Linked DNA regions of Homo sapiens: region 2 is linked to region 1. The links are chromatin contacts, found by Hi-C or POLR2A ChIA-PET in ENCODE. All regions are on one chromosome and are shown on one strand. The core of a region is the stretch at or near the end of the contact, and the rest is flanking DNA. Distances in the headings are between cores, read along the strand shown.

Evidence for each region. A loop is a pair of places that touch in the nucleus more often than their neighbours do. ChIA-PET counts read pairs that join two places held with the same protein, here RNA polymerase II (POLR2A). Pooled maps may share reads with other maps.
Region 2: a pooled map shows a loop between it and region 1 (2.8-fold over the local background). The contact joins two enhancer-like sites. A Hi-C loop is called at or near these places in 1 of 37 single-sample maps with no recorded cell type and 7 of 50 pooled maps. POLR2A ChIA-PET finds 5 or more read pairs at or near these places in 2 of 52 experiments (activated CD4-positive, alpha-beta T cell and activated CD4-positive, alpha-beta memory T cell).

The regions. Positions count from the first base shown.
Region 1 is chr15:60,794,077-60,797,557 of GRCh38, forward strand. All of the region lies in intron 1 of RORA (RAR related orphan receptor A), which reads right to left. Among named protein-coding and RNA genes, the nearest start is that of RORA-AS4, 32 kb to the left of the region's middle. RefSeq lists an enhancer at 2,122-2,301. Within about 2 kb of position 1,560, at least 2 of the 41 ENCODE cell types and tissues checked have a DNase peak (open chromatin) inside an H3K27ac peak, as active enhancers do.
Region 2 is chr15:60,561,948-60,565,758 of GRCh38, forward strand. All of the region lies in intron 2 of RORA (RAR related orphan receptor A), which reads right to left. All of the region lies in intron 3 of RORA-AS1 (RORA antisense RNA 1), which reads left to right. Among named protein-coding and RNA genes, the nearest start is that of RORA-AS1, 85 kb to the left of the region's middle. Within about 2 kb of position 1,769, at least 4 of the 41 ENCODE cell types and tissues checked have a DNase peak (open chromatin) inside an H3K27ac peak, as active enhancers do.

The DNA of each region.
Region 1 (3,481 bases), core at 310-2,809:
CGTGTGTTCAACTGTTTCTTTTCTTCCCCAGAAAACAGTCACTGCAAATAACATGCTGTTTGGTAACAGGTCTACTTAAAATGCCACATTCATATAATTATTTACAAATACTGGCATAAATGAAATAAAGGTCTGACTAAAACAGAAAATCTCAAAGCCCAACACTATTGCTTTAATGAAGAGAGTAGAGAAAGGCTGAATAATCTGCTGTTTCACCGCGTTCTTGAGAAACCTTTTCTCCCTCCTGCACACATATTCCATGTTTAATCTTCCTTTTTTAATTTGCTCCCATTACCCAACTTATAGCACATAATGAAGTATACATATCACCTGTGTTTTCAAATGGCTTTTAGATAGATTTGAACATGGTCACCAGAGAACCATTACACCTGTGTGTATGCTGCCCTTTGGAAGAAAAACGACCATAAAGTCCTAGGGAAAAATACTGGGTGCATACCACTGAGCCAAAGCTTGCTTTTAGATATCCAAAGCTTGCTTTTAGATATCCAAACCTCCACTGACGTCACCAGCTAACTGAGTCCCCAATATCCCTATGAGCTGCCTGCAGGTTTCCGACAGCAAAATCCAATACATGTTCAAAATGGCAATCATTAATTTCTAAACGATTGGCCACTGTTTGTTGAATAACAGTACTTCTATTCTGATAGGGTGGAGTTATCATTCAACCAGAGGCAGAGAAAAAGCACCTGGCTTCCTTACTTGCTTTCTGTTTAGAAGGGTGCTGTGCCTCATGCGCCCATATCCTAGGGCTCACTGCTCACAAGCACCGTAGGCCTGGAGTTCTGCCTGTCCACTTTCTGTCCTTCAACCACACAAATGTGGAAAATGGGTGGTGCTGAGATTCTGCCCTCAGAGGGGTTCATTTCAAAACAAATCCTGGACCTTAGTTGCTAAAATGCGACACCCCTTCCCACTGCTTCTCAATTACATAAAAACCTCAAGAAACCTACCATAAGCACTGGCATTTATAATCTATCACCATTTTGCTATGCATATAGGGTGATATCAGGTATCCAAAATCCCCACACACTAGATGTATGCCACCTCAGGAACCGGGAAAAAGAGTCCTTACCTCTGAAGAACCAACCTGAAGTTTGTGGTTGGTGGTGGAGACAGCCATAGAGAGAATTCAAAATGGCAACCCGAAGTCAATGTTTCAAATGGGCTATTCACCTTCTGTAGGCTGGCAGGAGCTCTTCACCTTTACTCCTGTGCTCACCACGAAACAACAAGAGCAGCAGCAGCAAATAAAACCCCAACTCAAAATGGGCTGCTTGAGATGTAGAATTTGCTTTTATATTCTTCTTCTCTAAACTGTGTTGGAAAGGGCAGCCAAACCCCGGGAGAGTATTTTTGAGCTAAGAATTTGACAACTGTTTAGACTGGAAGCTCCCTGAGGGAAGGCTCAGTCTTTAAACTGTATTTCGCTGAGGCACAGTTTGATACCATGGTGGTATATGGTAGCTAATATGATGCAATGATGAAGGAGGGATCTCAAACAGCCACTGATCTCCTAATATCACAACTTCAAACAGCTTCCTGCCCTCCCTCCCTCCATGGTGAGTAAGGCAGAAACAACAGGTTGATTTGTCAACCACAGACAATCAGAGGAGGCCTTCCTTATGGCGCCTCCCTATATATGGCAACTCCCCTCACCTAGCCCACCATTCTCCCCTCACCTCCATCCCTACCAGATGTGACATGCCTTGTAGACTGTAAGGCACTGCACCACCATAAAACATTACATAAGACAAAGTAATGTAATGGAGATAACTTTGGGAAATTACCCAAAAGGCCTCATGCCTCGGTTTCTTCAGCTTTCAAATGGGGATCATACTACCTGATGTCTTGCCTACATTACAGGATCATTGTGGGTATCAAAATGTGTAAAGCCTATGCAAATATAACCATCATCATTATAACATTTTCTTAACCTTTGCATCCTCAAAAAAGGGAAGTGCAAAGTGAATGTGTGGTTCTTGACAGAACTGAAAGAAGCCTGAAGTAGGAGTGAGACAGGCCTTAGCTGTGGTTCTGCCACGTCTCCTCCTGGGTGCGGGAACCAGGCTCTCTGCTCTCAGTGCCTCTCTGTATCACAGTGAGGGTGGTATTCTAGCTCTGCTGGGAGACACAGAATGTATGCTGGAACAGGCTTGAGCTCAAGAGCTTCCCCATGCACACGACTCTCCAGGCACTCACCCTTTTGACTTCCCCACATGGAGAAGCCTGATTCTAAACTTGGAGAGGTAATGAGACCTAGCAGGTCAGGCTGGGCCAGCCCATGGCAGTGACCAGGTCGGTATAAGCTTTTCACCTCTGAAAATCTTTAAACTATTTGGGAAAACAAATTACTCTGAAAGAAAATCAGACAGATACCACTTTATACCCACTAGGATGGCTATCCACCCCCCGCCAAAAAAAAAAAGAAATAAAATAACAAGTGTTGGTAAGGAAACTGGAAACCTTATGTGTACATGCTGGTTGGAATATAACGTTGTCACTATGTAAAGCAATTTGGTAGCCCCTCAATAAATCAAACATAGAATTATCATATGATCATATAATCCAGCAATTTCACTCCTAGGTATATACCCAAAAGAACTCAAAGAAAGTGTTCAAAGAAAAACTTGTATGCAAATCTTCATAACAGCACCGTTCACAATTGGAAAAAGGTAGAAACAACCTCAATTTCTCATCAACTGATGAGTCGATAGACAAAATGTGGTACATTCATACAAAAGAATATTATTCAGCCACAAAAAAAAGAATAAAGGACCCATACAGGCTACATCCTGGATGACCCTTGAAAATATTATGCTCAGTGAAAGAAGCCAGTCACAAAAGGCCACATAATATATTATTCCATTTATACAAATACCATGAGTAGGTTTATCATTATTTATGTCTAAATATATTTTATTTATATATTTATATAATATATAATTATATTATCTATATATTTATTAATTATATTTATTATTATTATTATTATTTCTGCACAGAGGCAGAAAGCAGATTAGTGGTTGCCAGTGGCAGAAGGGAATGGGAAATGGGATTTCCTTTTGGGATAATTAAAATGTCCTGGAACTAGATAGTGTCATGGTTGCATAACTTTGTGATTGTCCTAAATGCTACTGAATTGCACACTTAAAAATGATTAAAATGGTAAGTTGTACATTATGTGTATTATACCATTAAAAAAAAGATAGCCATACATAGGTGGGAATGAGGTGGCTGGGAGAAGGGACAGTTCTGGAGCTCCTGTCCAGGACAGCCTTCCAAAGCCATCTTTGCTGCACTGTGTGTGCCTTTCCAAGGGCCTGGGTTGTACATTAATTGAGAAATGATTCCTAATAAGTCCCAAGAAGCCACAGGTCTTTTCCTTACAAACAGGAAACAATCACATCTCATGGCAGCTCATTACACATTCTTTGGGTACCATGAGTTGTTTTAAAACCGT
Region 2 (3,811 bases), core at 519-3,018, 230 kb before region 1:
TTTCTTTTTTTTTGAGACGGAGTTTTGCTCTTGATGCCCAGGCTGGAGTACAGTGGCGCGATCTCGGATCACCGCAACCTCTGCCTCCCAGGTTCAAGCGATTCTCCTGCCTCAGCCTCCTGAGTAGCTGGGATTACAGGCGCCTGCCACCACCACATCCGGCTAATTTTGTATTTTTAGTTTCACCATGTTGGTCAGGCTGGTCTCGAACTCCCGACCTCAGGTGATCTGCCCGCCTTGACCTCCCAAAGTGCTGGGATTATAGGCATGAGCCACTGCGCCCTGCCAGTTTACAAAAATTTTGTTGAGACAGAGTCTGACTCTGTCACCCAGGCTGGAGTGCGATGGCACGATCATAGCTAACTGCAGCCTTGACCTCCTGGGCTCAGACAATCCTCTTGCCTCAGCTTCCTGAGTAACTGGGATGACAGGCATGTGCCAATATGCCCAGCTAGTTTTTACATTTTTTTTTTGAGGCGGGGTTGGGGGGGGGTTGCTTTTGTTTTGAGACAGAGTCTTGCTCTGTCGCCCAGGCTGGAGTGCAGTGGCTCTATCTCGGCCCACTGCAACCTCTGCCTCCCGGGTTCAGGCGATTCTCCTGCCTCAGCGTCCCAAGTAGCTGGGACTATAGGCCCGTGCTACCACGCCCAGCTAACTTTCTGTATTTTTTTTTTTTTTTTAGTAGAGATGGGGTTTCACCATGTTAGCCAGGATGGTCTCGATCTCCTGACCTCGTGATCCACCCGCCTTGGCCTCCCAAAGTGCTGGGATTACATGCATGAGCCACTGTGCCTGGCTTTGAATTTTTTGTAGAGATAGGGGTCTTGCTATGTTGCCCAGGCTGCTCTCAAACTCCTGGGCTTAAGTAATTGTCCTGCCTCAGACTCCCAAAGTGCTGACATTACAGGCATGAGCCACCATGCCTGGCCAATAGCTTATGTTATTTAAATATAAATTCTTGGTAAACAATTTAGAAACTGCCTCTTATTTCTTCCTTTAAAAATTCACTTGTAACTGCTGTTAATCCGAGTGTACAAGGCAACTTCAATCTATTCTCCCAGGTGGCTATCCTCAAGTTTGGGCTCAAATAAATGCTATACTTAATCATATTTTCTGAATCTTGTTACTTAAGGCGGACACGTATAAGTTGAAATTCTCCCAAAGTGAACACGGAGTCAGTCTACCAAAGTAAAATCAAACTAAGGTGAATATTTAAATATTCAGACAAACATCCCTGCTATTGAAAAAAATCACAAATATTTGCTTAGCATCCACTAAGTGCAAGATGCTGATGGTGCAAATACCAGGTGTGCCAGACAACTGCTCAGCCTTTTATACCTCTTGGCCTAACTAGACACACCTGCAGTTTTCCACATGGAATTCCTCTTCTTGCACTTTGGCCTAAGCACGCATTTTTTCTAATGGTGGAAAATATTAAACAGACTTTTGCTTTAGAAGGTATCTCACTTCACTTCAAAGCAAAGTCTACCTTGTGAATTTAATTAGGGAACCTTCATGAGATTTTACCCCTTATGTATATTTCCAACTATTTTAGTCATCAAGAACACTTACTGTTCCAATTCTGCCACGGATGTGGTCAATCTTAGGGAAATTTCTTTGAGCCTCAGTTTCTTCATTTGTAGCATGGGGATCTTACCCACCTAAAACCAAACTGAGACAGCACAGTGCTTGGGGGACAGGAGACTCTCAGTAAACAGCAGCTCTTATTGTTGTGCCCCAGAGAGTCTCTTAGGAAACGGGCTCCCCAGAGCTTCAAACCATGGCTTTTCCTGTGTGGCTACATCACAGACATTGTTTATCAGAGGACACATCTTCTAGTTCACTGTGGTTCATTCTTGGTGGTCATTGGAAGTTTGCTCCATTACAGCAAGTACACACACAGGTAGCGATGGCCTACATATTTATTTTCAAGCAATGTTTTCCAGCAGACATGGCATTCAGTGTTGTATGAAACATCCCCATACAATTCCACAGACCTGCATGCGGCTTTCACTTTGCCCTCTATTGTACAGCCTTTCATGGGCTGCTTGACTTGAGCACACTTCTCACTACATACTTCATTTTATTAGGATATGAATTTTATATCCAGATAATGAATCCAAAGTCTGAGAAAGATGCATGCTTACAATTGGTATACAGCACGGCTGTGGAGACATGTTGAGAAGCTCTGGGATGAGACACCTAAATTCAAATCCCAGCTCACACTTCTGTGTGAACTTATGCAAAAATTTTAACCTTTTTGATTCTCAGTTCCCCTCATCTGTAGAATGGTTATCCCCATTATGGGTTATCCCCAGAGTTGTTGAAAGTTAAAAGTGATCATGCTTGTTCAGTGTTTAGCCCAGTGTTTGGCATAGAGAAAAAAATGCAATAAATGGCATCTTATAATGCAATTGTTACTGATTTTATCTTAACATAATGCTCTTTACATTTGGCCCACCAAATAAGATCATCTTTTGGAACCATTTTTTACTGCCAGTGAGAACCATTTGGTCAGAATGATCCACACTCTCATCTAGTTGCTTTTAACTTCACTTATGAGAGAGCTGACTAGGGATAGGGGTAAACTGAGGGTGACAAAAGACTATTTTCCTGTGTTCTAAGTCTGCTGGGCTATATTAAATCTGATCTTTTGGTCTCATCAGGACAATCCTTTAACCAGGAAAGGTGGGGGCCTGGGAAGACTACAGCTTGCTAGAGCAAGTCATCCTTGACATGTTGAACTTTCAACAAGTTTATCACTCAGATATATTTGGGGGATAGGGAATCTGAGAAAACCCTAGATTAAAAGTATTTTATCAGCGCAAAACAGTGATTATTCTAAGACAATTATATGACAGCATAAAAGTATTGATATTTAAATATCTCAATACCCCAATGGCACCCGAACGAAAACCCTGCAACCAGTACAATAATAGCATTATTATACATTTTTGCTTCACTTTGTGGGACTTTAAATTTAATGCCAGAACCAACAGCTTACAAACTGCTGTGGACAAGCAGTGACCCCCTTGTGAGCTCGGTAAATGTTATCTATTGTATTCTACCAATATCTCAGCAAAAAGACAGAGTGTTCCTGAAACAGTCTCTAAAGTCGTCCATCAGAGCTTTGAAGAAGAACACTGTCTTCTTTTCATGTGGGCTGATTTTAAGGGACAATAGAGGTTTAACAGAGGACAACACAATTGGATTGAGATAAAACTGCTATATTCCCAAGAATTCTCCCATAAAGGTAAATTCCACAGATAAGACATTTACTTTTTTCTTTTTACATTTTTTGGTTTTAATTTTTAAAGTTGCTTTTTCTTGCAACTAGAAGCTCAAGTACCATTGCTATTCAGTGTTGGTTTCAGATAGTGCTAGAGGTGGCAAAAATAATTCTGCAAATGCGACTCACAGTGTGCACATTATATGTAATCTGTTTTCATGTATTCATTAGCAGAGACATTTGGAATACCTTGTTGCTGAATAATGAAATAAATTGCATTTGTCCAATATCGTCCCATCTATATCACATTTATTCCAGACTTGAGCCTACACCAATGTTATTCAACAGCCAACTCTGTCTCATTCATAATGGATTTTTCTCCAAATGGATCTGTTTCATGTTAAAATTAGTGATAAAGTTAGTTTTTAATGGAATAGGCAGCAGGCAACAGCAGCTTCCGAAAGTATAACCTAATGGGGATAACTTAATTATTAGCCATATCACCCTCAGAGAACCAGGATTATATTAAAACTCAATTTGGTACAAACATATATAGATACCACCCCTGTTTTTTCTTTAAAT